7 separate regions of the Homo sapiens genome follow, and regions 2, 3, 4, 5, 6 and 7 are each linked to region 1. A link is a contact called in ENCODE Hi-C or POLR2A ChIA-PET data. All regions are on one chromosome and are shown on one strand. The core of a region is the stretch at or near the end of the contact, and the rest is flanking DNA. Distances in the headings are between cores, read along the strand shown.

Region 1 (4,000 bases), core at 1,339-3,838:
AGCCCCGGGAGGCCGTAAGACTCTGAGAGGCTGCAGGCCCCGAGCTCGGTTCCTGGATTTTCTAAAAGTTCTGGACGTTTACATGCGACTTCGAACTCCGAGAAAAGCCTGTGCCTGGGGGCAGAGTTGGGGAGACGAGGGGAGGGGATAGAAGGTGGCTGGGCGCCGGGCCAGGGCCTCTGCGGTTCGGCCTAACCGAGCCGGAAGAGCCTGGCACGGCTCCACACTGGCCCAGGCCAGTTCTCCCGTCCAGCCTGCAGCAGCAGAGCGGCCTCCTCGCCTGGAACCACGTTCAGAGTTTCCCCACAAATACCCAGCTTCAGCCTTCCCGGTTATTTTTGACTTGTTTTGAATAAAAGGAGTCGCTTCAAAAAGAAATGTTGCCACAACACACAACCAGAGGCCTTTTCTCCAGCTGTGTCTGTAACTCGCATGCGTTCAATCTAATAACTTTTAATGTCTGGTCCTAAAATGTCTTTATAAAAAATAGTTTTACAGCATAATAGTCCAGGTGTCTTTCTGCTTGTTACCGGAGATTAAAAAAATGTGTGGGTTGGCTTGCAGAGATATCCACCCCCAGAAAGACCAGGAAGAAAAAAGCGTGCATTCCATTCTGCAGGCGCTGGTCCTGGAAGCGTTCGCGGCCCAGCCTGGCTGGGCACTGCTCGCGGGGGCACTTGCTCGCCTGTCTTTTGCATCAGTTGTTATAAGCAGCTCTGGAGCATGAAGATTTAATTCTGCCGAAGTTTCGGGTTTCAAACGGTAGAGATGTTTCACTTCTGCTTTGAGAAGGGCTGTTTTTATAACTATGTGCTGAGAACTAAAACAGAATGAATAAAATCGCACCTAATACCAGTCCCACAGTCAGTAGTGAGTCTAATTTTTAAAAGGGAAAATATCTGCTAGCTAGAGCTGATTTTGGCCTTGACCTTGACTTAGTAATCAACTTGAGATGCTTTTGATTATTTTTGGCATGGGGACACTCCAGGATATTTTAAAAACTTTCCGTGTGGATTTACAAGCCACCTCCATTTCAGATTTATGTTTCATGGAGCCTGCACCATCTTGTCCTTAGGCAGAAAGAGACACCCCACCCCCTTCCCAGTATAAAAAGACCCTAGTGGGCAGCCGAATGGGGTCACCATTGGCCGCGAAGTCCGGGCCCGCAGTCTGGGCGCGGTTAGTCCGGAATACCCCCTCCCCCACTCCTACCCCTTCCCGCCAGCTTCACCAACTAGGGCTTCTCGGCTCGCCCTTGAGGCTTTGCGCTCCGGGGAGGCCGGAACCTCGCTTCTCCGCTTCCCCCTCCCTCCCGCCTGCCCCCGCCCTCCCCCCGCGCCCAGAGCCGCGCCGGGTGCGCTGGAGAAGCTCAATACGTGTCAATTGAATTGAACTGCTGCGGGCGCAGGCTGTACGCCGCCGCCAAGCACCGATCAGCACGACGTTACCGAGTGGAAATTTATGGGGCGAACGGTGTAAGCCAAAAGTTGCTCCCTGTCAAGGAAAATAAAACGCGGGAGATAATCTCCCAACGCCGGGGCGAGGGGCCTGGGCAGCCCCTCCAACCATCAGAGGTACAGACCGTGAAAATGCTCGAGAACCGGGAGAAATACAGGCGGATCTCCGCTCGCCGACCGCCCCCCACACGCCTCCCGGTGCCTCCACGGGCTGCTCCCCCCTTCCCCCACCTCCAAACAATTCCCACACAATTGAAACGTCCGGGGAACTCGGGCGCGGAGTTCAGGCGGAACGGCCACCGTTGCCTGGGGTGGTGTTTTCAGGTAGCTTTTAACACCGAAATGGGAAAGGGCTCCTCTGGGAGGAAGGGGCAAACTGGGGTGGGGGTGAGCACGGGAGCACACAGGCCACGCTCCGCTGGGTCTCGGAGGGGACGAGGCCGGGAGAGCGCAGCGCTGGTGGCAAGAGGCGGCGGCAGCGGCTGCTGCCGCTGGGGTTTGACAGCTTTGGCTGAGCGGAGTGCGAGGCGCTTTATGGTAATTGCGGTCCTCCACTGGCCTTCTGGGTAGCGAGGGGAGTCTCGGCGCGCGGCTGGGAGAGCCGCCCCCGCCGCCCCCATCCCTTCGGCTCTGGCTCTGCCGGCAGCCCTCGCCGCCGCCGCCGCCCAAGTCGGTCTCCGGCTCGCCCAGGACGTGCGCCCGGGTCGGGCGTGCGCAGCCAACTCGGCCCGAGCTGGGGAGGGGAGGCCGGGGGACGAGGAGGGGGGGCGCCACCCAAGTGGTCCGGGGTTCGGATCCAGAGAGGCCAAAACGTGCCGGGCCGTGCATCGATGACGGCCGGGGAAACTCGGGCAAACCTTTCCTGGGGAATCACCCCTCCCGAAACCCCGCCGCGGAGGCGCCGCAGCGGAGGGTGAGCGGAGACTGGCGGAGCTCAAACTTGCGAGAGCTGGAGGCGGCGGCGGGCGGGCGGCTGTCGCCCGAGCGCTGCGCCTGCGGGGGGAGGGGAGGCGGCTGTTGGGAGGGAGGGAGGTAGGGCGGGCGGGAGGGAGGACGGGCGGAGGGAGGGGGAGGAGGAAGAGGAGGGAACCAGGGAGGGGGGACGCGTTGGGATCGCGGCGTGCGGCGGCAGACGGAGCCTGGGCTCCCAGCGGCAAGGTGAGGCAGAGCTGCGCTCCTCGCTGAACGCGGGCCGAGCTCGGCGGCTGCGGGGGAGACGCGCAGGAGCCCAGACCGCGACCGAGAGCGGGAGCTAGGCGGGCGGCGGCGGCGGAGGGGGAGCCCGCGAGCCGCCGGGCGGAGAGCCCAAGCCGCGCTGTCGCCGCGCAGGGACGACTTGGCCAACACTCACACACACTCACACACACCCAGCCCGAGCGGGCGCTCGCGGCGAACCGTCAACATGGCGCTGGGGCTCCTGCCCGAGCGCGGGCGGCGGCGGCAGCGCGGGAGCTGCTGAGCTCGGCCAAGCCCAGTCCAGCTGCGGGAGCCCGGAGGATCGCACGGGGCTGTCGCCACCTGCCCGGAGGCCCCGAGCCCGCCCCGCCCCGCCCCCACCCGGCCCAGAGCCCACCCCTCGGCGGGGCCGACCCCGAGGGCAGCCGGCTGCCAGCAGACGGCGAGGGAGTCGAGTGAGCGCGGCGCCGCGAGCGGGCTGCGGGCAGCCGGGGACCGCAAACTTTGCTGCTCGCCGCGCTTCTCCGGCCCGGCTCCTTCTCCGCTCGTTAACGTCGCCAACCCCCCCCACCCCTCATATCTCTCTCCACCCACCCAACCGCCCCCCGCTCCTTCTCGCCGCCTCGAGTCCGCTTGGGGGAAAACTTCAAAGAGCCGGATCGCAGGCTCCCTGCCTACTCCCCCACCGGGGATTTCAGGTCAGTGCCCGGAACACCTTTCCCCCGGGAGACCGCGGACGGGTGGGCGGGCGGGCGCGCTGAGGGCTGCAGTCGGCCCCCTCTCCCGGGGCCCCCTCCCGCAGCGTACCCCGCGAAGCTTTTGCCTCGCGCTTCCCTTTGGCTGCTTGGCTCGCTTTCGTTTTTATTTCATAGCTATGTTATTTAAAATGCAGCCAACCTAAGCGGCCCCGCGTGGGCACCAGGGAGGGAGGGGGCGCGGCTGGGGGCCTGGCGCCTCCCGGTGGGCCAGGAGGAGAGCAGGGAGTTCGCAGAGTGGAAGTTTGCAGCCTGTGTGTGTCTGTGCGCGGGAGCGCGGTCGCCGCTGAGCGCCGCGAGTCGGGCGGAGGGGGGGGAGGTGGGCTGGAAGCTGGGAAGCTGGGTTCGGCGTTAGCTCGCGAGCAGGAAGGGGAGGGCAGCGGGTTGCCGTCTGCTTTCTTTTTCGACTCGGGAAAGAACTGTAAAAACCCCCAGCCGCCGCCACCGCCGCCTCGTCTCGCCTCTCCGGGGGCCGGTCGTTCCTCCAAGTGGAACGTCGGCGTGTGCGTGCGCGAGGGTGTGTGGCGAGTGCCTCGGGCCGAGCCGAGCTCGACCTGCCGCCGCTGCCGCGCAACTCGGGAGGGGAGTCCCGTTTTTTCTTGGCTTGCCCCA
Region 2 (4,000 bases), core at 1,028-3,527, 950 kb after region 1:
GCCCAGCTTCTTCCTTTCTCTTTCCCTACTTCCCCTCCTTCTTTGCAGGTCTCCCCTGGGAGGGCTTCTTCACCATTCACTTGCTTGCAAATCCTCATCCTAGGGTCTGCTTCTGGCAACCCAGCCTAGAGTTTGCATACAAAATCCTAAGTTTTCCTCCCATTAGCATCTCATAAGCAAAAGAAATGCTCTGCTCCTATTCTCTCTCTCTCTCTAATTACCTTTACCCCACCTCCCCATAAGCCAGCTCTTCCTCCAGACCCCTCTGTTGCCTTTAGAAAGACCCACCATTTTCTTTGACACCAAATTCAGAAACATGGGTATCTTGCATTGTCTCTACTACCCAAGCATTCTTCCCTACTGCCACCCTCCTAGCTTAGGACCCTTTCCTTCTCCTCCCAGACTAATACAGCCAGCCCTCAGTATTAGGTGTCTACCTTCTACCTCCCACTGTTCCAGAATACCTTGGACACTGCTGGCAAATGGATCCTGCCCAGGTCGAATTTCTCCATCCCTCCCCCGATTACAAAGTTTTCAGTGACTTGAAAATTCTGGCTGAAGTAAGTGTATCCTTTTTGTCTGGGCATTCCAGGCTCTCCCCAACATGCCTCCAGGCTGCATCTCCAAATTTTTGAGGGCCAAAATGGGAAGCCACCACCTACACTCAGCACATTCCCTCAAAGTAAGCCTTTTTAATATGTTGAGATCATCATGGTGGTCAAGACCGTGGTGCAAAGACAATAGATGAAGAACTGTGCTAGACAAACACATTGAGGAGACACGAGTGAGACACACTGAATGAGACACATTGGGAATCAGAGAGGGTATGGAGCCATTTTTATTAATTTTCCTCTGGTTTGAGAATCTAGATTCACTTTTACTTACTCGCATTTTACAAGAGCCATATAGTGTTTTTGGTTCCTCCCCCCTAACACCTGTTTAGTTGGGTCTTTAATCAGGCTTCTGTCCAGCCCTTAGGACTTCAGGTTCTCCACTGTGCCATGCAGCAGGCACCCACCCACGGCCTTCACCTTGGGCAGGACACGTGCTCATGTTTTGGAAGTTTCATGCCTGCCACTCAATTAACCCAAATTCATAAAATCATGTATAAAATGTGTGTCCTGGCTTTTTCTTCTTCCAGGCCCCCATCTCCCAGGTTTCTAACCCTGGGCTTAACTTCTCTAGGTAGACCTTCAATCTGCCATCTCTGGTGTAGCATGGGCACAGATCTAATGCTTTCCCACCCATTCTCTACAAGAACCTGTGTTCTCCCTGTCACAAGTTTGTCTTTGGCAGCCCTGGGCAAATAACCTCTCAGCTCAGCCAAGCTCTGGAAACTTTTCCAGGGACAGTCTGTGATCTGTTTTAGTCCTCTGCCTATTCCTTTGACTATTTATAAACTCCTTGAGTGTGGTGGGCATTCAATTGTGTTGCCTAGATCCCCCTTCAAGGAAGGACTTGATGTCCAGCTCTGCAGACAGCTTCCAGTTGTCAGCCCCTTCAGAGTCTGCCTAAACGCTGAGACTGGCCTTGTCATGTCCTTTCTGGGGTGGCCCATGTCTGGTTTAGTGAGCAAGGCAGGGCTGTAGAAACCTGGCCATTTTGGTCTGGTGTTGTACCCTCTGAGGACAGTCTTTGTTCCAGAGTTTGCCTGACTGGCGGAGGCTTCGTTGGGTCTGCATCACACACAGTTCCAGGTCCTTCTTTGCAGAGTTTTTATTTCTCCCCCTTCTTTTCACAGGTGTTGATCCCCCACAGACATCTCATACCCAGAACTCTGCCTCAGCATTTGTATCTGGTGATCACAACATGTAGCTCTGGATCAAGGGGCATGGCTATGCCTCTCTGTGTCCCTTACAGCACTTACCTGTGGGGTTTGCTTTAGAAGACGACTTGCAAATGTTTGCTGATTGAATTGCTGCTAGTAATTACTAACATTGAAGGAGTAGGCCCATGTACCTGGCACCAAATGAAGCAGGTAGATCATTTTACATGAATATATCCTTCAGTCCTCAGAGAACCCCATGAGAAAAGCACCATTATTTCTCCCTTTTTCACAGATGAGGAAACTAACGCACAGAAAGTAAGCAACGACGTGAGAACATGAGCCCAGGCAGTCTGACTCCTGAACCAAAACTCCTCCCCCCCATGTTGGAGCTAAGCTCTAGATGCAGCTGACTGTTGATCACTAACAGTTAACAGGAACCATATGGTGACACGAGGCAGTGTCAGAAAGCCAAAGGGGAACTGACACAACGTTGGAGTGGTAGGCATTCATGTGGGACTGGCTGGCTCGGAAACTTTCTGAGCCTGTGTCTTCCAGCACATCTGTCTCTGTTTTCTCCTCCTAAAAATCATGTCATCATGGACTGCCTGAACTAGCAGCAAACATAGCTTAAACTCGCTGTGGTACAAAGCAGGAGTAAGCCCAGAGAGGTTAAGGAACATCCCCAAGGTCACAGAGCTCGTTGGTTTCTAGCCCTCAAGACCAGCCAGGGTTTCCACCTCATCCCACTCCATCCCCTCTCCACACCACACCTTTCCCCTTCTTCCCCTCTACATCACACCCCAAAGCTCTCTGGTAGTTAGTTGGTGGATGTTGAGGCAGGAAGGGCACCTCCAACTTGGCAAGGCCAACTGTGGAGTCAGAAATCCTCTGCCTTCTCAGTCAGGCCCTCTTGCTGATTCAACTCCATCAGCATTCCAAGCACCTCTGAAATGTAAAGGCAAGGGGATTGCAAGAAGGGTAGTTGTAAGAGTGATGCAACAGCACTACCTCATTTTTATTGCTACCTTGCCCAAGTTCTATTATTAAATTTCTCACTTCCCCTTAACATTAAAACCTAACAGCACGATGGCAAGTGGTTAAGTGCTATGAAATCAAACAAGCCTTGGTGTGCAACCCACCTTACCTCTTTCTAGCAGCGTGACCTTGAGAAATTTACTGAAATTCTTTGAGCATCAGTTCCTTCCTCTGTACAGTGAAGCAAATAATGCTCAATAGTGACTTCGTAGGGTGGGGGAGGGATAAATGAAAGAATGAATATGGAAGACAGCACAGGGCTGCTGAACACAGTAAAGCTACTGTAACTTGTAGCCATTGTTATTTTTATTAAAGATACATAAGAGATAACATATGTGGCACCCAGTAATCATTAATCCAACATCCTCAGCAGGGAAGAACAAATCAGCACATGCATTAATTAGAGTTTCTCATAACAGAAAGGATTCAGCTGATGTGTGCAGTGCCTCTCAGGAGAGAGGCAGGACCAGACTCGCCATCTCTGGATCAGAATCTATCCTAAGGCAGTCCCAGGCCACAGAATCCCTCTTCTCCAAACTCATCACTGATATTGCACCTATAACCCTCATGATTCAGGTTTCCTTAAAGTGAGGATGAAGGCAGTATGACTGAATCAACAAGAATAGGGGTGGAAGGCTGGAGTGGGAGAGATATGTGATGTTTCAATAACTTGGTGGACTGAGCTAACAAGGACCATGCTCCCACTGCAAACACAGAGAGATATCTGATAAAACATAATGAAAAAGTAAATAAGTACACAGTTTGAAAAGGAGGAAGGAAGGAAGGGAGGGAGGGAGGGAAGGAGGGAGGGAGGAAGGAAGGAAGGACGAGCAGATGGAGGGAGGGTAGGTGCAAGGGAAGGAGGGAAGGAAGGAGGGGAAGGAAAGGAGAGAGAAAAAAGGGAGAAAGGAAGAAAGGAAAAATGAAAGGAATCCCCATATTTCAAAAGGAATCATCCATTTCAATCAGCAGCATTCATTGACTTAAGGCTGAAATGATACAGCGAGTAACTAGAGAATGGGATTTCAAGTTTTGAAAGCATGACCAAAAAGGTGACAGAGCCTAGACTTCCAAAGCCCTTAGACATCACATTGCATGATGCTGTAAGATCAGGCCTCCAGCACTAGGCTACAGGGAGAAAGTCCGAAAGGAAGAAGAGCCTTTGTTGCTGGAGGAATCCCCGAGAAAGGGGATTTC
Region 3 (4,000 bases), core at 844-3,343, 900 kb after region 1:
TCTATCATTGTTGGACATTTGGGTTGGTTCCAAGTCTTTGCTATAGTGAATAGTGCCGCAATAAACATACGTGTGCATGTGTCTTTATAGCAGCATGATTTATAGTCCTCTGGGTATATACCCAGTAATGGGATGGCTGGGTCAAATGGTATTTCTAGTTCTAGATCCCTGAGGAATCGCCACACTGACTTCCACAAGGGTTGAACTAGTTTACAGTCCCACCAACAGTGTAAAAGTGTTCCTATTTCTCCACAGAGGATGTGTTTTCAAGTTCACTCACATGGACCTCTTTAGTGGGTTGTCTCATGACATGGTAGCTGGCCACCTCCAGAGCCAACAACACAACAGAGTATGAGAGAAAGCACCCAGAACCGAAGCCATGGTCTTTTTATAACCTAATCTTGCAAGAGACATCTCATCACTTCTGCCATAATCTATCCATTACAAGTGAGTCACTAGGTCCAGCCTATACTCAAAGAGGAGACTATTTCACAAGGGCAGGGATGAATACTACGAGGCAGGGATCTTGGGAACAAGACTCTTAGAGACTGCCTGCTACACCTTCCTAGCTCAGATTAATATCCAGTTATAACTTTCTGAGTGCATATTTCTCATAAGCACTCTGTATTTTGGGTGCCCTTTGGTCTCTTCCTTATGTTTCTGGAGTACTAGCTGATCGAATAGAGGATACCTAAGCCAATACCTTTCTAAGAAGTACATATAATGACTGGGGAACAAACTTCTGTCATCTAGATTACAACTTCCCTGAAAGCAGGAACTATCGTTATACTTCACAATCCTATGAACATCATGGATAGTTAATAAAGATTCTATTGTTGGCTGAATGGATTTGTATGATACAGTAAAAAGAGCTCTGACCTGAATCTCCAGCACTCAAGTTGTAGATATGGCTCAGGGTTTGACTATTTTGATGTTGGGTGAATCAGGACTTTGTAGAGCCTCAGTTTTCTCCCATTAAAACAAGGAGATTAGACCAAATATTTAAGGCATACAGTAATATGGTCTAAATAATTCCTCCTCATTTAAATTTCCTTTGGGGAAGTATATCAGACACTTCTAGAGACCTTCATCACCCCCTTGGCCCACCTCCAGTTTCAGCCTCAGCTGCAATGGGCAGACTTACCTTAAGCCAAGCGTCTGTCTTCTTTCTGCCCCTGAACCTTCATTACTTATGTGAAAGTTTGCCCAGGTCATGTGCTTGTGTAGCTCAGAAATGGGAGAAAGTTAACATCCTCAGGGACAATCCTCACCAGGGTCAGACAGTGGCTAGTGAATAAATGCCCCAACCTCCTGCCCTTCCAGTGGACAATTCTACAAGGCATTCTATATGCTTTCCTGGGAAATCAGTCCCTGTTGCCCTCCATTATATTGATATTTGTTCCTACTGTGTCTTAATCCCTTCTTTTTTCTCCATTCATTCACTTTACTTCTTCACTGGGATTACCTTTGAAATAAGCTACCTTCACCCAGGACTTTGTGTCATGCTTTGCTTTCAAAAGAACCCAAACTGAGAAGAGAAACCATTTCTTTCTCCATCCAGCCTCTGCCATGAAGGCTAAACCATGAGGAAGCTTGGATCAGGAAGACAGTATATATGGCATGAGTGAAGCTTCAACTAGACCAGAAAATCCTGCTCCTTCTAGCTCTGTCTGGATGAAAGTTTCAGAGAGGGGAGTTGTCTAATTGGAGTGAAGGAAAAGCCAATGGCAGAAGTGCAGTCATTTTACTCTCTGTCTGGGACTCCAGGAGGAGCCAGCCTAGCGCTGTGTACCCGCAGTAACCTCAAGTAGCTACTGGTGAGGCAGAGAGCAAGTCGAGTTAGCATTCCTGAGCTATCCTGGGCTCCATTTGGCACACAAAAGATGCCAGAAATGCTCAAAGGCCCCTAGGGGAACAGAGATGTTGGCAAGACACAGGCAGAAGAGCTCAAAAAAGGAAAAAATTCTAGAGTCAAGTGAGTGGATTGGGCCACCTGAATGGGAGATTGAATAGAGGTCATGACCATGTCTCAGGGGACATTCAATAGCAGCAAGGGCTGAGTACGGACTGAGTCAGCAAAGAGGAAACCACAGGTTCACTAACCACAGACTTCAGCAGTTGTCAGCGTTGTGGGACATCTGTTGTGGTGGAGACATGAAGCGCCCAGGAATTGGAATGATAACACTGATAGATCCCCTTCCTCCACCACCAGAAGGATGTAGCATGTTCCCACCCCATATCCAGGTACCATCTTGGAGAGGATCAAGTAAAGGAAAGCAAACTGGAGAGAGAGACTGCTCTGGTTTGAATATTTGTCCCCTTCAAACCTCATGCTGAAACTTGATCCTCAGTGTTGGAGGTGGCGCCTAATGGGAGGTGTTGGATGGGGGTGGATCCCTCGTGAATGGCTTGGTGCCATTCTGGAAAGAGTGAGTGAGTTCTAACTATTAATTCCCTTGAGAGCTGTTTGTTAAAAGAGCTCAGCGTCTCCTTCCTCACTCTCTTGCTTTCTGTTTCACCATGTGATCTCTGAACCCATCAGCTCCCCTTTGCCTTCCACCATGAGTGGAGGCAGCTTGAGGCTCTCACCAGATACCTGATCTTGAACTTTTCCAGACATCGGAATTGTGAGCCAAATAAAAACTTTTTGTCTTTATAAATTACCCAGTGGTAGGTATTCCTTTATAGCAACACGAAACGTACTAAGACAGGGACAATTTAAAGTCAAGGAGACTGAATTTCCAAAAGAGAGTTTAAATTATTGCAGTGGACCAGGTTTACCAGATCAGAACCAAGTTTTGTACCTACTTCCAGTTCTGTGGGGTCCACTTTGTGTGTGTGAGTGCATGACTATCTGCTTTAGAAAATTTTCTTGACCATGTGATTGGAGTGTGGAGAAATATTTAAACTCCTCCTGGGTGCTGGTTGGACAGAGAGTAGGAGGGGCTCAACCACAGATAGAGGGTCTCTCAGCTGGAGCAGCTTTCCATGCTCAAGCCAAGCTCATTTGGACTGTAAATGCTACATCAGCTGCAGATCCACCTCCAAATGTCTGGTTTTACCTAGGAGGCAGAAGTCAGGGGTCTTAACACACTCAGCAAGAACTGTGGAGGGAGGATGGGAGTAGGGAGGATGGCAGCATCTGCCCCTTTCATCTCCTTGGGCAGTCTCGATTTCCCTGCCCCCATCTCAGAATATCAAGGCTCTCTGCGTCCCCCTGTCTTTCCTGGCCTCCTCTGGGACACCTTCTCTACCAAGACAGTTGCTGAGGGTTCCCCAGGGCAGGTCGAAGCATGATTTGCTTTTCAAGCTCTGCCCACTTATTGATCTCCTGTCTGAGAAATGTCAGCAGCAGCCGGGAGCTCTCCCTGCTAAGGCACTTAGCTTGGAAGCCTGTGGTATCTGCCTGCATAAACCCTCCTGCCTCCTGCCTGTCTGGCTTTAGAACTATCCCCACCCCCACCTTGGGCAAAGTCTTCTAAGACGTGATGGCAAGAATCAAACAGCAACGTGCTCTGAACACTGGGATGGGAACCAGATTTAAATTGGGCAAAAGCCGTAAGCTCAGAGCCAGTGCATTTCACTTCCTGCCATCCCTCCCCCTCTCAGCATCTTGTCGCGAGCAGGTAGGGAAGGAAATCTTCCAGAGAAGGCTGGCCAGGGGCAGGTGCTTGGCCCAGGAGTCAGAAAGTGGGGCGCTGATCCAGAAGCTGGGCGGATAAAGGCAACCCATTATTTCAACTGCCATCCCCTGGCCCTGCACCCCCACCTCCATGCAATTTAAATGCAGGATTGTGAGGAGGGGAGGGGAAGAGAAAGAGACTGTGTTTAGTGGTTAAACCTTTTAAAGTTTAAGTGCATAAACAGGGCCTTCTCCGTATCTGTCTATAGCAATTCTCATGACAGTTACAGCAAAATTACAGAAACTGGGTCGTTTATATAACCCTTTGTATTGTCAAAGCACATTAAATGTCTGCTTTCCTGCACCCTGCTGAGCTGT
Region 4 (4,000 bases), core at 975-3,474, 660 kb after region 1:
GCTCCAGTGACCACATCTCCCTGCTTCTCTGCCCTGGACATGCTCAGTTGAGCACAAGTGCAACTCAGAGGTACAGGGGGAGTTAATGTCCCCAGGGCAACCCTGAAACATGGGGGATGAGAGTTGGTAGATGTTGTGGATTGAATGTTTGTGTCCCTCTGAAATTTATATGTCAAAGCCTTAACCTCCAGTGTGATAGTATTTGGAGGTGGGGTCTTTGAGAGATGATTAGATTTAGATGAGGTCATGGGAATGGGGGTCCCCATGATGGTACTAATATCCCTATACGAAGAGGAAGAAATGAGACAGAGTTCTCTCTCTTTCTGTCATGTGAGGACACAGCGAGATTGCAGCTGTCTGCAAGCCAGGAAGAGAGCTCTCACTAACAACCGAATCTGTGGCATCTTGTTCTTGGACTTCTAGCTCCCAGAACTGTGAGAAATAAACACCTGTTTTTCAACCCATCCATTTCTTTGGTATTTGTTATGGCAGCCTGATGGACTAATACAGTAGGTAAATACCCAGTCTCCCTGTCCCCAGACGGGACAATTCTAAGGCATGTTGCACTGGGTTTCTGGAAGATTCTCTGGAGGGATTGAGCCCCAGCTGCCCACAGGGGTAATGTCCTCATTAACACCTCTTTTATTTGCTTCCCTCACTTCCCTGCCTCACTTCCCTGATTCCTTGCTGTGCTTCCTGGGATCACCTCCCAGTCAAACCACCTGCATCTAAGTCCTTTATGAGATACCTAACCTGATGCAGAAGGGGACACCAGGTTTTTCTGATGATACTGAGAGATGCTTCTGCGACCTTGGACAAGGGCTGCCAGATGTACAAATAAATACAGGACTCCCATTTACATGTGAATTTTAGATAAACAACAGATACATTTTTAGTGTAAGTTCTGTGCAATATTGGGGGCATACTTACACTAAAAATTGTTGTTTGGGCATATTTATACTAAAAAATCATTGTTTATTGGAAATCCAAATTTACCTGGGCATCTTGTATTTTCTCTGGCAACCTGAATCATGGCTGGAAAGAAGGGTGAACTAATTAGGAAACTGGAAATGATTACAAAGTCCTGGATTTTGTGTCATTCTGGACTGGATAAGGCAGATTTGTGAGCCTTTTAACCTTTATCATACCTAATCTGGGAGTGGTTTGCACCCCATCATCCTCTTGGGCACCCTATACAGCTAACTGCATGTGAGGACAGTCGGGGAGAAACATCACTCAAGGAGGTTAAGGAAATGACCACAACCCAGGGGTCTGTTCCCTGAGGTGAAAACCCTAGTGGCCTTCAAGGCTGTAGTCATACATTTCCCAGGTAGCCTTAGAAGGAGTAGCAGTACAGAGTGCCAACAGCAGAAAATGGAAAGTCTTAATCACATTCCTTTCTTTGGCTACCATCAGCATGACAGCAGTAAAATTGTGTTTCAGCAGCAGGGGGCCCAGCCAACCTGCTACTGGTCACTTCCCCACAGGGCCTGGGACTGAGGACTGCATGAGTGCTGGATACTAACTCCATGCCTCACCTTACTCTAAGCATGTCACAGAGATTAGCACATTTAATACAGCAACAACTCAAGGAGAGAGGTAGAACCTCAGATGAGGAAACTGAAGCACATTAAATCACTCAGCTCTGAGATGGGAGATCTGGCATCCAGACCCAAGCAGTGTGACATGGGTGATGTCACTTCTAGTCACTGTAACACACTCCTCAGAACTGTTCCTGGGACCATGAAATAGTGCATGTAAAGGACCCAGCCCAAAGTCACTGCCCAGGTGGAGTCTGAAGGTGTCCATTCCAGATATCGTCATTATTTTAATATTACTCTTATCCCCATCTTCTCTTGAGCCCTGAAAATGGCAGTCAGCCCTAGTGATGGTGACTGTAGAGAGACCAGGCTGGTCTGTCTTCCCGAGGGCTGCTGGGCAGCCCAGATAAACTTTTCAATCCCTTAATCCCCTTCACCGAGACTGCAGTCACCTCCTGCCTCCATCTTGCAGGCCATGAGTTTATCGCACAGTCAGAAATAGCTGCCAGGTCCCCTGGAAAACAAGCCTGCAAAAGAAGCCTGTGAAGCACAAGCTCCAGGCAGGAGCAAACCAAACAACAACCTGCACTGCGGTCAGGCAAAAAAGCCCCTCTGTGTTTGTTATCAATGCTGACCGGGTGCTGGGATGGTTTTGGTTTTGGTTTTCTTTTAACAGTGGCTTAGCTGTTTTTATAAGAGCTGAATTCTGATGCTAGGCCAGGCAGCTAAAGTAGAATCCACCCAATATTCCCCCTCCTTTTACAACTAGCCATAGGGAAGTCCTGAATTTGGGCTCCAGATCTCCCAGCTTTCAGGATACACTCATCTGGCCTCTGCCTTGCCCTCATCTTAAGTCCTAGAGTGTTGCTAACAGGGGCAAGATAAGGACACCGACAGGGTGGGCGCCTCTATATGCTGTCGGTGCCCCGCCCTGTTCCCTCAGCCTGTTCAGGCTGACTCCTAACTGCCAGTGTGTGTGTCTCTTTGCCTGATGGCTTTCTAGAAACTGTGGACCACCACACTGCCCGTGCACATGAAAGAATTACATGACTATTGCAAGCTAGTGTATAAACAGCCCAGCTCCATGAATGAGATAACTTGGATAAGGTTGTGCGTTCTCCACCAGTGCTACTTGAAGTGTGGTCTCCAGGCCCTTGACAAGCTGTGAAATGTTTATTGCTTGTACATTTCAAGGTACATACACAAATGGAAAGTTGGCGTTTACGAACGTTTATAGCAATTTGACATTGCTGTGACATTTTAATTGTATTTTTACAAAAGTATCCACTTATAATGGATTGATAACAACAGCAGACAACCTGGTACTTTCCCCAGACAGCTTGAGAAGCACTGGTCTCTCTAGTTCCTAGTTTCCCCAGTGGGATTAAACTCCAGTTGCCCACCGTGCCAGCCAACTTGATAATGCACCTTTGACTGGCTCCCTTTCGTTACCTGTCTCATTTTCCTACTCCGCTACCAGTGTTTCTTGCATTTCTCAAATAAACTATTTGCATTCATTTCTTTGTTTTGGGGTCGGCTTCTGGGGCAACCCAAACTCAGACACCCTCCCTTGTAAAAGGCTGCCCACGCTGCCATCTGCTGCCTGGGGCATGTCACTGGTGGCTCCTTCATTTTTTCCCCAAGGAATTAGGTAGCCCATTAAGGATGATAAATTTATCTGCCCACCTCTGCATTTCTTCCAGCATCCATGGCCTAAGGTCATGAAGTCACTGCCCTCGGCGTTCTTTGCTTTTTCAGAATGACACACTGGCTGGAGCTGACAGAAAACACACTTTCAGACAGTTGGCAGCCAAGAATCATCAATATTCTGCTTAATATTGAATGCCCCCCACTGCCTTTCTAAGATGGGCTCTTACAGGGCAATGTGGCTTCAAGATAAAGGTCTGAAGCATGCCCTGGGCAGCAGATAGTGGCATGGGTAGCCTTATACAAGAAAGGGTGTTTGACTTTGGGTTGCCCCAGAGGCCAAAGTTGAAACAAAATTTATAGGCTAGAAGGGCCAGTTAGAAAAACCTGTTCTTTTTCGGAAGTCACTTTTGCATGTACGTGGAATGCTTTTGTTCAGATATAAAGCACCCAGGCTCAGTCTGTTATGCCCTGAATCATTTTCTTGTGGCTCAGGGCCTCCCTTGACTTGAGTGCTATTATCCCTCTGCCTGTTAGACCATGCTCTCTATCTCTGGGCTTGCTCCTTGGTTGTTTACAGATTTCTCAATCTGTCTGCTCAGGCTGAAAGAGACCCCACCGCCCATAAAAACTCTGTGGTTCTAAATCATTTCTCTCTCTCTTTCACTCAACTCAGTCCCCAAAACTCCCAGAGCCCGGAATTAAAACCATCTTGAAATCCAAATTTGTACTTCTCCATCTAGCAAAGTAATTTTACCTTTGGCTTTTTGGGGGTGTTTATGTCGGTACTTCAGACATCCCTGTTGGCCACC
Region 5 (4,000 bases), core at 1,106-3,605, 640 kb before region 1:
AGAAACTAAAAATAGAATTACTACAGGATGCAGCAATCTTACTTCTGGGTATATATCCAAAGGAACTGAAATCAGTATGTTGAAGAGATATCTGCACTCCCATGTTCATTGCACCATTATTCATAATAGCTAAGATGCGGAATCAAAGTGTCCATCAACCAATGAATGAATTAAAAAATGTGGTATAAATATACAACAGAATACTATTCAGCCTTAAAAAAGAATGAAATTCAGGCCGGGCATGGTGGCTCATGCCTGTAATCCCAGCACTTTGGGAGGCCAAGGTGGGTGGATCACCTGAGGTCAGGAGTTTGAGACCAGCCTGGCCAACATGGCGAAACCCCATCTCTACTAAAAATATAAAAATTTAAAAAAAATTAGCTGGGCGTGGTGGCACGTGCCTGTAATCCCAGCTACTCAGGAGGCTGAGGCAGGAGAATCGCTTGAACTTGGGACGCGAGGTTGTAGTGAGCCAAGATCGCGTCACTGCATTCCAGCCTGGGCGACAGAGCGAGACTCTGTCTCAAAAAAAAAAAAAAAAAAAAAAAGTAAAGAGTAGAATGGTGGTTACCACCAGAGGCCGGGTAGGACAGTGGGTGGAGAAAGGGGAAATATTAGTCAAAGGGTACAAAGTTTCAGTTAGATAGGCGGAATAAGTTCTGGTGATCTATTGCACAGCAATGTGACTACAATTAGCAATAACCTTTTGTATCTTCCAAAGTTGCTAAAAGTGGATTTTAAATGTTCTCACCAAAAGAAGTAAGTATGTATATCATTTGATAGATGTTAATAGCCTGATTTGCTCATTCCACAATGGTTACATGTTTCAAAACATCACATTGTATGCCATAAGTATATACTATCAATTAAAAATAAAAATAATATTTAAAAATAAGGTAGCTGCCTTCCAGCAACTGTATCTGTAAGGGGTATAAATAATCCCAATGCATTTTAATAACTAGCACAATGATATTCTGTTTCAATGTGCTTTAGGACCACCAAGGGAGGGAACAAGTGAGCTTACACCTTCAGAAGCAGATGAACCGCTTTCAACAATGATAAAGAATTACCCAAGTGATGACAGTAAGAATATTCTAACCTTAGGGAACATCATGAACATCTCTTACACCAAGAGGAGATGAAACTGCAAAAAGATGTTTGAAAGGGGTCGCAGCAACGAATGCTTCTAATAGTGAATCTCTACGTTAGGGCATGTTAGAATCACCTTAGGAAAGTTCAAAAATTCCCCAAGCCCAGACCTCAAGCCAGACCAATTAAATCTGAATCTACAGGGGTGGAACCCATATATCTAAGTATTTTTTTAAAAAACAGCTCCTCAGATAATTGCAAAGTGCAGCCAAGGTTGAGAATCGCTGTTTTAAAGCAGGTACAAAAAATTAAACGTGGACTTTGATGGGGGGGACGGGAGTGTCGGTAGGCATGGATGAACTGAAAAGCCCTTCAGAATAGAGCGGTGACTGCAAGAGCAAGGACAAAAACTATATGAGAGCCCGTGGCAGGGGATTTAAGGGCCGTTTTTGTGTGGGACTGACAGGATTTGGGGGATGGTGACGACCTCAGCATACACCCGACTCTATTAAAATTGAGTTACTCTGCCAGCGGCCCTGTCTCTACCCGCAATCATATTTTCTAGCACCTTTTCCCACAGTTTGGAAAAAAAAAAAAAGGGGCGAAAACGTTCTCCCACGTAACGCGCCGTGGACGTGTATGGGAGGAGCAAAGGCCTGAGAATCACAAGCGCGCGGCCGCTCCCATTTCTTCGCGATTCCAGAACCAGAATTCACGAACATTTAGAGGAGGCCTCCCCTGGCTGTGTTTGTGCCCCACTTAGGAAGCGATGGTGGATTTCTCTGGGCAAATTGTCGCCTTTACAACGCCAGGGGGCGGAGGCGGGAGGGAGAGCGGCGAGGGTAAGGGCGGGGCAACTGCTGACGTTCCCGGTGACGACTCCGGCTCAGCCCTCACCCTGGTTTCCGGCGGCGCGCGGCTCCCTTTTCCGCTCTCCCGCGCGCTCACAGGTACCGCCTCACTCCCACGCGCCCCCCAGCGCTGCGGTGCTAGACAGCTGAGAGAACAGACACAGACCTGTCGGAAGGTCCTCTGCAGGTCCCCCTTCCGCTCTGCCGATCGACTTCCGCCTCGGGCAGTCAACATGTACGTTGCGGCTGTCTGGCGAAGCTGCTTCTGAGCGTTTGCGGAGGCGCAGCTTCCCCTCTGCGGGGCCGCCCTGCTTCCCCCCCATCCCCGCCTCCCCCCGCCCCTCGCTCCTGTCCCTGGGGTCGGCGGACTTCTCGCTACATGGGGGCGGGCTTCCGCGGTCGGCGCACGGCTTCCTGTTCTGAGGCGGCCCGGCGGTAGGCGGTGGCGACTCTGCCCGCTCCCGTTTCGGCGCGGTGACCGAGCGCCCGGGAGGCTCGAGGACCGCATCGTGTGCCGTTGCGCCAAGCCCGGTCCTGCGCCGCCATGGCCCCAGTGCAGCTGGAGAACCACCAGCTGGTCCCGCCCGGAGGCGGCGGCGGGGGCAGCGGCGGACCCCCGTCAGCCCCAGCCCCTCCTCCCCCGGGAGCCGCCGTGGCGGCGGCCGCTGCAGCTGCGGCTAGCCCGGGCTACCGGCTGAGCACCCTCATTGAATTTCTGCTGCACCGGGCCTACTCGGAGCTTATGGTGTTGACGGACCTGTAAGTGCCCCGAAACCCCTGCCTGTTCCCCAGCCCCCCTTCCCGCCCAACCGGCTGAGACGTTTGCACCTCCCTCTCCCCGAGAGGCTGCTGTGTTCTCCGCTGGACTGCTTAGTCTAGAATTTTTGAACTCCTGGGGTTCAGCAGAGGTGGAGAAGAAGCTTTGTATCTGGGGTCTTCCTGGCAACGATGCAACAGAGACTTGTTAATTTTGCGTGTTGTTACACTTCCACTGAAAATTGTGTGAAATTTTTGTCCGAGTTCCCAACAGAACTCTCTTGATTTCTTGGCTGGAATACATAATATTCGAGCTTTTAGAAAAAACTCTATAGATGGGAAATTTGTATTACAGCCTCTTGACGATACGTTTTAAATGTAAGCTGTTATTGCTTCTAAGTTAATGCAGGAGCTACATACGTTGTGTATAAAATACAAATTTGAATTCAAAGTACTTTTTTTCTGGAACTTTTGAGTGTTTGAGGTCTTAATGAAGTTAGTGTGAGTAAAATTTTTTTGTAAGTAGTCTGTTATTTCTTGGAGTATGAAGGGGGTTTATAAATCACCTAGTTACCCATGAAATGCCTTGGGGCATGATTAAGTTGTTAATCCCTTCAGAATAGGATCAGAATATACTAACGAATTTCAGTGTGTGAAGAAAAGGCACCGTAACATTTTGGGACTCTGTTGTACATCTTATAACCCAGGTTCAGAAAAAGTTAATCAGAATTTTATTTTTTATCTATTGCAAGACTTCAGATCAGGGTTATCAATTGAGATACATTAGTATGCAGATATTAGGCTCTAAAGCGTCACAGTAATTTGTTTTTAGAGACTGATAACAGATACTTGTTTGCAGATGACTGAAAGAGTAGGCTCTACTTAACTCCTGTAAAACGTCATTCTCAGTTTTGATGTATTGTACTTTTTTGAATGGGACAGAAAAAAGTAGTGTTAAAGAAGCCTACCCATGGCTAATGAGAAATTTAAATCGCTGTCAGGTTTAGGGACTATTATAATGATATACCTCTCTGCACCATTTATTGTTGGATTTCATAAAAATCCAAGAATATCCATGAGAAAGTTTCATGTATGTGCCTATATAGAGCTGTGGGAAAAAAAATGTTGAAAACTGCTGCTATCGGTGGTGTAATTTGCTTTTCCATAGGGGATTTGTAGAAATTCCTTGAATTGTGGTTGTCTTTTTACTATTTTAGGACTTGGCTTATGAAGAGAGGAACATCTGTTTTATTGCCGTAGAATAAGTATGTAGTTATAGTCCCACACCCTTTATGTGATGGTTC
Region 6 (4,000 bases), core at 954-3,453, 610 kb after region 1:
TGAGGGAAAGGCAATGGGGAGCCCTTCCAGAGAGAAAGGCCCTTGCTCCCTGTAGCTTATGCTGGAGAGGAGTGGAGGGTAGGGGTGAAATTAAGCTTCCCAGACTAGCTCCCTTGAGATGGAGGGTGGCCAGCCATTTGGCCTCCAGACTGGGGCCTGGGCACTTGCCTCCTGGCTGGGAACCCACTGCTGTAAGTGATGCTTCAGTGCTCAAGCTCCCGTGGGGTCCTCTGTGCAGACACAGGCCCTCACCTTCCAAGCCTGCTTGGCTTAGTTTTGCAGCTGTTAAGACTTGCAAGTGCTTAGCATACTGCCTGGCATGTGGAAGGTACTCTGGATATGTTGGAAGAATGAATGACTAACTGAAGTTACTCCATGTCTTTATAGCCAGTGTTCTGTGCTTCCCCAAGCCCTCCCTGGTCAGACTCAGTCTCTTAAACTTGCTGCAAATGCACCAAGTCATAGGATATCTAATAAGCCTTCAGGTTCTGAAGACCTGGGGAAGGAGGGCCATGCACCATGCTTTGCATGGTGGAAAATGAGAGCAGGCAGCTGCAGAGCCAGCCCCGGTCCCTTGAAAATGGAAAGGCCATTCTCAACCTTGCCTGCACATTGGAATCACCTGGGAAAGCTTTAAACAATTCTGAATTTTGGGTGTCATCCCAAGAGATTCTGTTTTAATTGGTGTGGGTGTGACCTGAGCATAAGGATTTTTGAAAGTTTCTAAGATATTCTATTATGCTGCTGAAGTTGAGAGCCACTGGACTAGGAAGTTCTGTACCTGGATGGAATGTCTCAGGTCACCTTTGATTAAATGGGATGATGATATTGGAGATGGTCAAGGCATTAGGTTAATTGGGCTTTATCATTTAAAATTCTGGAATGTCTGCATTTCAGGAAATGAATGATTCCTAGACTGAAGGAAGCTGTTCTAGTTCAGCAGTAACTGCAGAGGTTCTCAAACTTAAGGGTGGATTATTAGAATCACCTCTAGCGCTTATAGAAATACAGGTTGTTGGGCCCCACCTCTAGAGTTTCTGATTCAGTAGGTGTGGGGAGAGGCCCCAGAATTTGCATTTCTTAAAAATCCCCAGGTGACATGGATGCTGCTGGGCTGGGGTACACATTTTGAGAACCACTGATTTACTGTGAATTATATTTGGAGCTAAGCTTAGTCTCTTGAGAGTAAGTTTTACTTTCACTTATTTGTTCCCCACTGGTTTATCCCTCAGAAGTGTTCCTTAGGGACTGTGTATTAATTAGTTTTTCCTGTAATCATGCTGTGTAACAAACAACTCCCAAATGTCAGTGACTTACGACTGCAAACATTTATTTCATACTCACAAATGTGGAGGTTGGCTACAGTTCAAGCCATGCTAGATTTGAATCCAGACTTCAGTTTGGATTCATACTTGCTCCACATAGATTTATTCTGAGACCCTGGCTGAAATAGCAATGGCTACCTGGAGCATGCTTATTTCATAACAGAGGACAGAAGCTTCAAGAGGGCTGGCAGAAGCTTAAAGCTTTAACTTGTAGCTGACACACTATCAGTTTCACCCACATTCCACTGGCCAAAGCAATTTCCATGACCAAGCTCAGAGTCAGAGGATGGGGAAATATACTTTGTCCACAGTAAAAAGTGTCAGGGACAAGGAGTAAAGAATGATGGACAAACAATATTACCTATCATAATTTGTTAGATGTCAGGCCTCATATGAAGTTTTGAAGAGACATAGAAAGATAAAACAGAGTCTCGGCCTCTGAGAAGCACAGGTTGGCAAGAAAGACAAAGATACAAGGAGGTACTAGAAATGAGATGCAGGATGAATGAGCAGCAGGAACATGCAGGTGGGAATGGCCCTGATTGCTGAGATCTCTACTATCCCACACTGTGCAACCAAGGCCCTTGGAACTGGGCCCAGGCTGCAGTTCTGGAAGCCAGGGCTGTGTGCGGGAGTAGCTGAGTCGGCACACAGCTACAGAGCATGGAGCAAAGGGGAATTGAGTCTGTGCCTCGGCTGAAGCAAGTTTGTTCCAGAAAGTCCAAAGTACCTAGTCCAAAGCAGAGAATAGCTAAGAGGGAGAACTGGCTTTTTATCAAAGGGCTGCCACAGAAAACAAGAAATATGAGTGCACCATTAGGGAAGTGAAGCCTGTGGGTAATTTGTGGTGGCAAGGGGACGGAGGAGGAAGGACTGTTTGATGGGGTGCCTACTGTACTGAGCTTCAGGCAGCAAAGGTATTACGAAAGCCGTCAAGTTGGAGGACAGGAAAAGGAAAACTGATCTGGGCAACTTTCCCAGAGGAGCAAATATTCCACCTGGGGCATAGCTGGTGAGTAGGAGTTTGTTAGCAGATGGAGGCTAGATGATAGGAAGGGGAGTGTTAGGAGCTTAGGTGACAATTCCAGGGGCACTCAGACTCCTCTCTTTGCCAGTAAGTTCCTGCAGTTGCTATCTTTGCCCCAGTCCACTCTTCATCCTCACCCCCAAGCTCCAGGCTGTCATGATGCCCACAGCTGTCTTTGTGTTTCCAGGTCACTGAGGTTTTATTGCCTCTGAGGTTCAATGATTTTGTCCTCCTCAAGTAATTACCACTGAAATTATGTTGTTTGATTTCAGAATGATTACAAAACTCTCAGACTCCCAAACAGTATCACTTAGACTGAGTTTTCTGGGGACTGGTGTCCAGAACTGACATCCCCAGTGCTAGGTTCAAACACAGGATTTGCCAGAACTCTCCCTCTTCAGCTACCCTTCTTATGTGGGTGAGGGGAGAACCCTGCCTCCTGGGAGTCTTTGCTCTGCTCCCAGAGGCTAGGCCAAGTTCCGGCCATCATCTATTATTAGAGAAGCACAGTAAATCCCCTAAGATGGCACGATTAAACACTCTAAGGTTTTGAAGTCATCTTTCCAGGAATCTAGAGGCCTGCATGAAAATTTGACTTCTGGGAGTCTGCCATGACATCCTCAAGCTCCTGAGCTGGGTGAGATAATGAGGCCAGCAAGACCTCAATTTCATAAAGAAAGGCATTTGAGATGGAAGGAAAAGCTAGCTCAAAGGCACAAAGAGGTAAACACTCTGTTGGTGTCAGTAGCGTCTGCTCAGTTAGATATGGCTGAGCCAGGCTAAGCAGGGTGGGTCGAGGAGTTAACTGGGGGTGGGGAGTGGAGAATGAGGCTGCATGGGAGGGAGGAGTTGGTGGATAAGGGGGCGGGGCTTTATGTAGGCAGCAGAGACCATAAAAGCTGTTCAAAAGCGGAAGTGGCACTTTGCAAACTTTATCACGTTTCCTCTGAAAAGTCCCGTTGAATTCGGGGGAGACTGGAGAGAGATCAGAGAGAACCCTGGTTAGGGCCATGTTGTCGGGAAGCTTGGAAAGAGAAAATTCGAGAACCTTTAGTCTTTTCGGCATGAGTTGCAAAGTCAGCCTCCTACAGGGATGGGACAGGGATGTAAGGGAATGAGCAGGCTGGTTTTTCCTTCTTTTTTCATTCCAGAATGGCATCCTTGGCTTTGTTGTGTTCTGTGGGGAAATGCTTTGCATAGTAATGACATAAGAAGAGTCTCCAATTCCACCAAGATATATGTTCACTACCATTTTCCTTTAAAGACACAGCCCTTTCTTTTCTGCACCTTTGATAGAGACATGGGTATAGGAAATATTTCATTCTCCTCTTAATAGCACCATACCAGACCCACAAAATGAAAAAAAATGATTTATGGCAACTGATAGCTGGCCTCACTGGAAGTGAGTTATAGGGAGCACTGGGGTTGTGGAAAGCTAAGTGGGGATGTCCAGACCCAAAAGGGAGCCATCCGCTTCTCGGCTTTAGTAGGTGAGGACAGATTTTCTAATTTTGAAGAAGAAATGGACAAAATGTTTAGTATAAAATCTTTCTATTTTTAAACATTGGCTACCAATTTGCATTTTTTTAAACCGTGCTGGAGAGGCCAGACACAGACTGTGGGACCCTTGGTTTGTACCTGCTCCCCT
Region 7 (4,000 bases), core at 683-3,182, 550 kb before region 1:
GTTTAGTATTAATTTAACCTTGAAATAAGAAATTGGTCCTGATTTGCCACCTTCATTTTTCCATCTGCTGAAATGCCATTTCAGAATGTATAAAAGTACTTTCAGAATTAGAAGAAAAGTGAGAGCTTCAGCAGAACGTGTCAAGTCGCTAATAACAGGAGTCGAACCTTATGTTTGAAAATTAACTGAGTGAGTTAAGTGCAAGCATAAACTAAAATTTATATGACTTTGAATTTAAGAACCACTAATAACTGTGTTCTAATTAACACAGTAATCTGTTCAGCCAAAGGATACTAACAGCCATTCTTTGGACTGTGGTTAATTTGATAACTTCAAGAAGTTATAACTTTGCTACCCTGGATTCTGATGCAATTTCAATATAAAAAGTTGTTCCTTTCATAGTTTTTCCCCCCAAAAGAAGTGCCTATTACATTTTACCTTAATGTTTATTTATCATCCAAGTGTTCTTGATATAAAATCAGTATACAGAAAATTTTAAGAGAACTTACATTCAAGGGACATAGAGGGAAAATGTTAATGTGTATTTCATTGTTTCTTGTGGAATTTTTTTTTCATTCGGTTTGAGAATGGACAGTGTGTCTAAGGATGTGATTTAAATTTACTTAGGATGGATTTAGCATTGAGGTTATTAAGACAAAGTTAGCAGAGGCCAGCCAGCACTGTGCTGCACAACTCCAGGAACTCCATGGTATGCTCACAATTTTCTGCAAGTTGCCTCCACTTCCAAGTGGCCAGTGATTTGTTAAAATACCTTGCCCAAGAATATAACTGATTGATGAAAGGGCATATTTAGGTCAATATAAAATAATAGCAAGTATTTACTGAGAGCTTACTGTGTGCTAGGCATTTTCTTAATATTTCAATGTGTATTTAATCCTCACAACAACCCAATGTGGTAGGTTATTGATATCCTCTTCTTAAAAATGAGTAAATGGAGGCCCAGAGAAATGTAATTTGCCTGAGATCAAATTAAGGTTGCTTAAGATCAAACTGCTAAGAAGGGGCAGTTTGAGTCTGAGCTAGTGCTCCTAAACACTGGACATTTTTGCTGTGAACCACAGTCGGGAAGGTTTAATGTTTAGACTCTTTCCTCAGAGGCTTTTAACTACACACAATTTTGACATGTTTTCCAAGCTCAGAAAGCTCATTAAAAACAACTAAAACTGACCTGACTTGTCACTTGGAGTTGACAATCCCAGTGCCTTCTGACCTTTGTGGCACTTCTTTGGAACTTAAATCAGACTTCCATGTGCAAGGAGCACTAATTATCATATAATCAAGAATACTAGATAATTATCGTCTAACCTTTGCTAGGTGCTTCAGGATGCCCTTATCTGGCTCAGGTGTGCAGCCTTCTAGAATCCAAGTGATGTGTTGCCCTAAACAGGCAAACGCCCCCTTCTGGGTGGTCCAGTGGCGGGGGATTTTGAGTTTTGGGTTAGCTTGGCACACCGCAGGCAGCCAGCGGTCACGTTTCACTAATACCTCAATTTGCTACAGCTGGTCTGTGGGCTTAGGAACCAGTAACTCTAGAATTGTATAATGCAAAGAACATACACGATTCAAGCAATGTGCCCTGAGCACCTTGTACATCTGGACAATAAAAAAAAGTTAAAACAGAAGTGCCCTACATTAGGAGAGGGAGTCGAATCGGATGCTGACAGGGTCTCTGTTTGGGGGACGAAGAGGGCCTAAGGGTTTCAAATAGTTAACTGCTTCCCCAAGCACCAAAGTTGTTAGACGTCAGACGTCAGACGTCACCCAAGTGGGGTGGAGCCGACGTGCCCCGGAAGTCAAGATGCCCCGCCCCGGGATCGGTGGCACCGCGCCGCGCAGGCGCAGGCGTCGCTGCCGCCGGCGCAGGCGCCGCTGCCTCGGGTACTTCCCAGGCTCCGCGCCTGCGCACTGCCGTCCGCCACGCCCCGCAACCTCCTGGTTCCAAGTGGGAGACATGGTGCTGTCGGAGCTAGCGGCGCGCCTCAACTGCGCCGAGTACAAGAACTGGGTGAAGGCGGGCCACTGCCTGTTACTGCTGCGCAGCTGCCTGCAGGGTTTCGTCGGCCGCGAGGTGCTCTCCTTCCACCGCGGCCTACTCGCCGCAGCCCCCGGCCTGGGGCCCCGCGCCGTCTGCCGCGGCGGCTCACGGTGCAGCCCTCGCGCCCGCCAGGTGAGCACCTGGCTCGGGGCCTTGACCACCGCCCCCACCCCACCCCTCCTCATCCCCGTTCCTGTCCCAGACCCAGAGCGCAAGTGTCCTGTTCCCTCCGCGATGCGGGGCCCACCGCGACGTCCCTCCCTCCTGGGCCCCTCCTCACCGCCGCCCCCTGTAGTTTCAGCCTCAGTGTCAGGTGTGCGCTGAATGGAAAAGGGAGATTTTGAGACATCATGTCAACAGAAATGGAGATGTGCACTGGGGAAACTGCCGGCCGGGCCGCTGGCCCGTGGACGCCTGGGAGGTGGCCAAGGTAAGCGCCTGAGGCGGGGACGGAAGGAGGAAGCGGCGGGTCACCCAGCACTCGGGGTGGCTATCTGGTCTTGTGGTCGCCGGGGCCTCATAAACAGATGCAGAGAGAGAGATTGATCAAGGGTCTAGGCGGTTCAGGGGTGGTATGCGGGACCCAACCCAGCTTAGTGAAGTAGAAGCTTTCTTCTACCCGTCTGCTTCCTGAGGGCATTTGAGTTTGTTACCCCTGCTTGGAAAGTTACAGGAAAGAGTTCTACAAGAGATACTGGGGCAAGATGCAGAGCGAGCATCATGAGCACAGGCAGGGAGGGAGGGAGACTCTTGTGTGGCCTGTTTGAGGGTAAGGCTCGCTGAACAGCTCATCAGCTCTTTTTTGGCTATAGGATGCCGTAAGGATGACAGAGTAAGCCAAGGGAAGTTAGGGCTAAAATAGCACCTTAAGTGCCCAGTTAAAGGCACTTTGGGTAGCTGGGAATGGGGTAGGCAGCCGGATCTGTCTTCAGATCTTGGCAATGTCACTTACTAAGTAGATCGAGTAGGAAATTTTTTTGCCCAGTAAGGGACGGAGAGGGACAGCCAGAAGTGGCTTCCTAACACAAATTGACTTTAGCAGTCAGTCTACATGCCAGTAGTTATCAGCAGGCACAGGGTGGGCACTGGAAAGGAGCAGTGCCTGGGAAGCAGATGATCTGAGTCCTGGATCAGCTGCCGTGGTGTGACACTGGGCCAGCTTGTGCTCCCCAATCTCAAAAATGAAAGGACGGCCGGGCGCAGTGGCTCACGCCTGTAATCCCAGCACTTTGGGAGGCCGAGGCGGGCGGATCATGAGGTCAGGAGATCGAGACCACGGTGAAACCCCGTCTCTACTAAAAATACAAAAAAATTAGCCGGGCGCAGTGGCGGGCGCCTGTAGTCCCAGCTACTCGGGAGGCTGAGGCAGGAGAATGGCGTGAACCCGGGAGGCGGAGCTTGCAGTGAGCGGAGATCGCGCCACTGCACTCCCGCCTGGGCGACAGAACGAGACTCCGTCTCAAAAAAAAAAAAAAAAAAAAAAAAAAAAAAAAAAAAAAAAAAAAATGAAAGGAATTGGGGCCGGGCGCGGTGGCTCATGCCTGTAATCCCAGCACTTTGGGAGGCCAAGGTGGGAGGATGGCTTGAGCTCAGGAGTTCAAGACCACCCTGGATAACATGGCAAAACCCCGTCTCTACAAAAAAATACAAAAATTAGCTGGGTGTGGTGGTGCATGCCTGTAGTCCCAGCTACTCAGGAGGCTGAGGTGAGAGGATCACTGGAGCCTGGGAAGTCGAGGCTGCAGTGAGCCGTGATCACACCACTGCATTCCAGCCTGGGTGACAGAGCAAGACCCTGTCTTAAAAAATTGAACTGTATCAGGGGTCCCCAGACTTTTGGGTATCACGAGCCGGTAAACCCACCACACCTACACCATCTTCCCCATTTTTTTCCACTGCAGCCATAGAGTTGCTGACTTCTACTTCTACCTAGAAAAGAGAAAA

What was found. A loop is a pair of places that touch in the nucleus more often than their neighbours do. ChIA-PET counts read pairs that join two places held with the same protein, here RNA polymerase II (POLR2A). Pooled maps may share reads with other maps.
Region 2: a loop to region 1 is called in a pooled map, with 4 times the contacts of the local background. The contact joins the enhancer-like site here to the promoter of BCOR in region 1. A Hi-C loop is called at or near these places in 2 of 50 pooled maps. POLR2A ChIA-PET finds 5 or more read pairs at or near these places in 2 of 52 experiments (A673 and activated B cell).
Region 3: a pooled map shows a loop between it and region 1 (6-fold over the local background). The contact joins the enhancer-like site here to the promoter of BCOR in region 1. A Hi-C loop is called at or near these places in 4 of 37 single-sample maps with no recorded cell type and 4 of 50 pooled maps.
Region 4: a loop to region 1 is called in a map with no recorded cell type, with 5 times the contacts of the local background. The contact joins the enhancer-like site here to the promoter of BCOR in region 1. A Hi-C loop is called at or near these places in 2 of 37 single-sample maps with no recorded cell type and 3 of 50 pooled maps. POLR2A ChIA-PET finds 5 or more read pairs at or near these places in 1 of 52 experiments (HCT116).
Region 5: a pooled map shows a loop between it and region 1 (34-fold over the local background). The contact joins the promoter of MED14 here to the promoter of BCOR in region 1. A Hi-C loop is called at or near these places in 1 of 168 maps with a recorded cell type or tissue (naive thymus-derived CD4-positive, alpha-beta T cell), 6 of 37 single-sample maps with no recorded cell type and 10 of 50 pooled maps. POLR2A ChIA-PET finds 5 or more read pairs at or near these places in 2 of 52 experiments (B cell and WTC11).
Region 6: a map with no recorded cell type shows a loop between it and region 1 (4-fold over the local background). The contact joins the enhancer-like site here to the promoter of BCOR in region 1. A Hi-C loop is called at or near these places in 1 of 37 single-sample maps with no recorded cell type and 4 of 50 pooled maps. POLR2A ChIA-PET finds 5 or more read pairs at or near these places in 1 of 52 experiments (CD4-positive, alpha-beta memory T cell).
Region 7: a map of naive thymus-derived CD4-positive, alpha-beta T cell shows a loop between it and region 1 (4-fold over the local background). The contact joins the promoter of CXorf38 here to the promoter of BCOR in region 1. A Hi-C loop is called at or near these places in 1 of 168 maps with a recorded cell type or tissue (naive thymus-derived CD4-positive, alpha-beta T cell), 3 of 37 single-sample maps with no recorded cell type and 10 of 50 pooled maps. POLR2A ChIA-PET finds 5 or more read pairs at or near these places in 2 of 52 experiments (T-cell and activated CD4-positive, alpha-beta T cell).

What each region holds. Positions count from the first base shown.
Region 1 is chrX:40,096,546-40,100,545 of GRCh38, reverse strand. It overlaps BCOR (BCL6 corepressor), which reads left to right and starts at 2,588. Exons shown (of 15, transcript NM_001123385.2): 1 at 2,588-3,331. RefSeq lists an enhancer at 1-198 and silencers at 1,285-1,394, 2,095-2,264, 2,395-2,514, 2,535-2,764, 2,825-2,874 and 1 more.
Region 2 is chrX:39,143,373-39,147,372 of GRCh38, reverse strand. No RefSeq gene overlaps it. Among named protein-coding and RNA genes, the nearest start is that of LINC01281, 180 kb to the left of the region's middle. Within about 2 kb of position 2,277, at least 4 of the 41 ENCODE cell types and tissues checked have a DNase peak (open chromatin) inside an H3K27ac peak, as active enhancers do.
Region 3 is chrX:39,194,829-39,198,828 of GRCh38, reverse strand. The region is part of intron 2 of LOC105373175 (a long non-coding RNA gene); the gene reads left to right. Among named protein-coding and RNA genes, the nearest start is that of LINC01281, 130 kb to the left of the region's middle. Within about 2 kb of position 2,093, at least 4 of the 41 ENCODE cell types and tissues checked have a DNase peak (open chromatin) inside an H3K27ac peak, as active enhancers do.
Region 4 is chrX:39,438,540-39,442,539 of GRCh38, reverse strand. No RefSeq gene overlaps it. Among named protein-coding and RNA genes, the nearest start is that of LINC01283, 5.7 kb to the right of the region's middle. RefSeq lists enhancers at 1,848-1,897, 1,988-2,267. Within about 2 kb of position 2,224, at least 4 of the 41 ENCODE cell types and tissues checked have a DNase peak (open chromatin) inside an H3K27ac peak, as active enhancers do.
Region 5 is chrX:40,733,897-40,737,896 of GRCh38, reverse strand. MED14 (mediator complex subunit 14) reads left to right here and starts at 2,355. Exons shown (of 31, transcript NM_004229.4): 1 at 2,355-2,699. The coding sequence starts at 2,485. MED14OS (MED14 opposite strand) reads right to left here and starts at 2,207. Exons shown (of 2, transcript NR_169211.1): 1 at 2,107-2,207. RefSeq lists enhancers at 1,143-2,063, 2,064-2,985 and silencers at 2,018-2,107, 2,368-2,747.
Region 6 is chrX:39,490,939-39,494,938 of GRCh38, reverse strand. No RefSeq gene overlaps it. Among named protein-coding and RNA genes, the nearest start is that of LINC01283, 58 kb to the right of the region's middle. Within about 2 kb of position 2,203, at least 4 of the 41 ENCODE cell types and tissues checked have a DNase peak (open chromatin) inside an H3K27ac peak, as active enhancers do.
Region 7 is chrX:40,645,493-40,649,492 of GRCh38, reverse strand. CXorf38 (chromosome X open reading frame 38) reads left to right here and starts at 1,932. Exons shown (of 7, transcript NM_144970.3): 1 at 1,932-2,188; 2 at 2,352-2,486. The coding sequence starts at 1,973. It overlaps MED14 (mediator complex subunit 14), which reads left to right. Exons shown (of 31, transcript NM_004229.4): 31 at 1-1,188. RefSeq lists silencers at 1,716-1,896, 1,732-2,031, 2,152-2,301 and an enhancer at 2,552-2,751.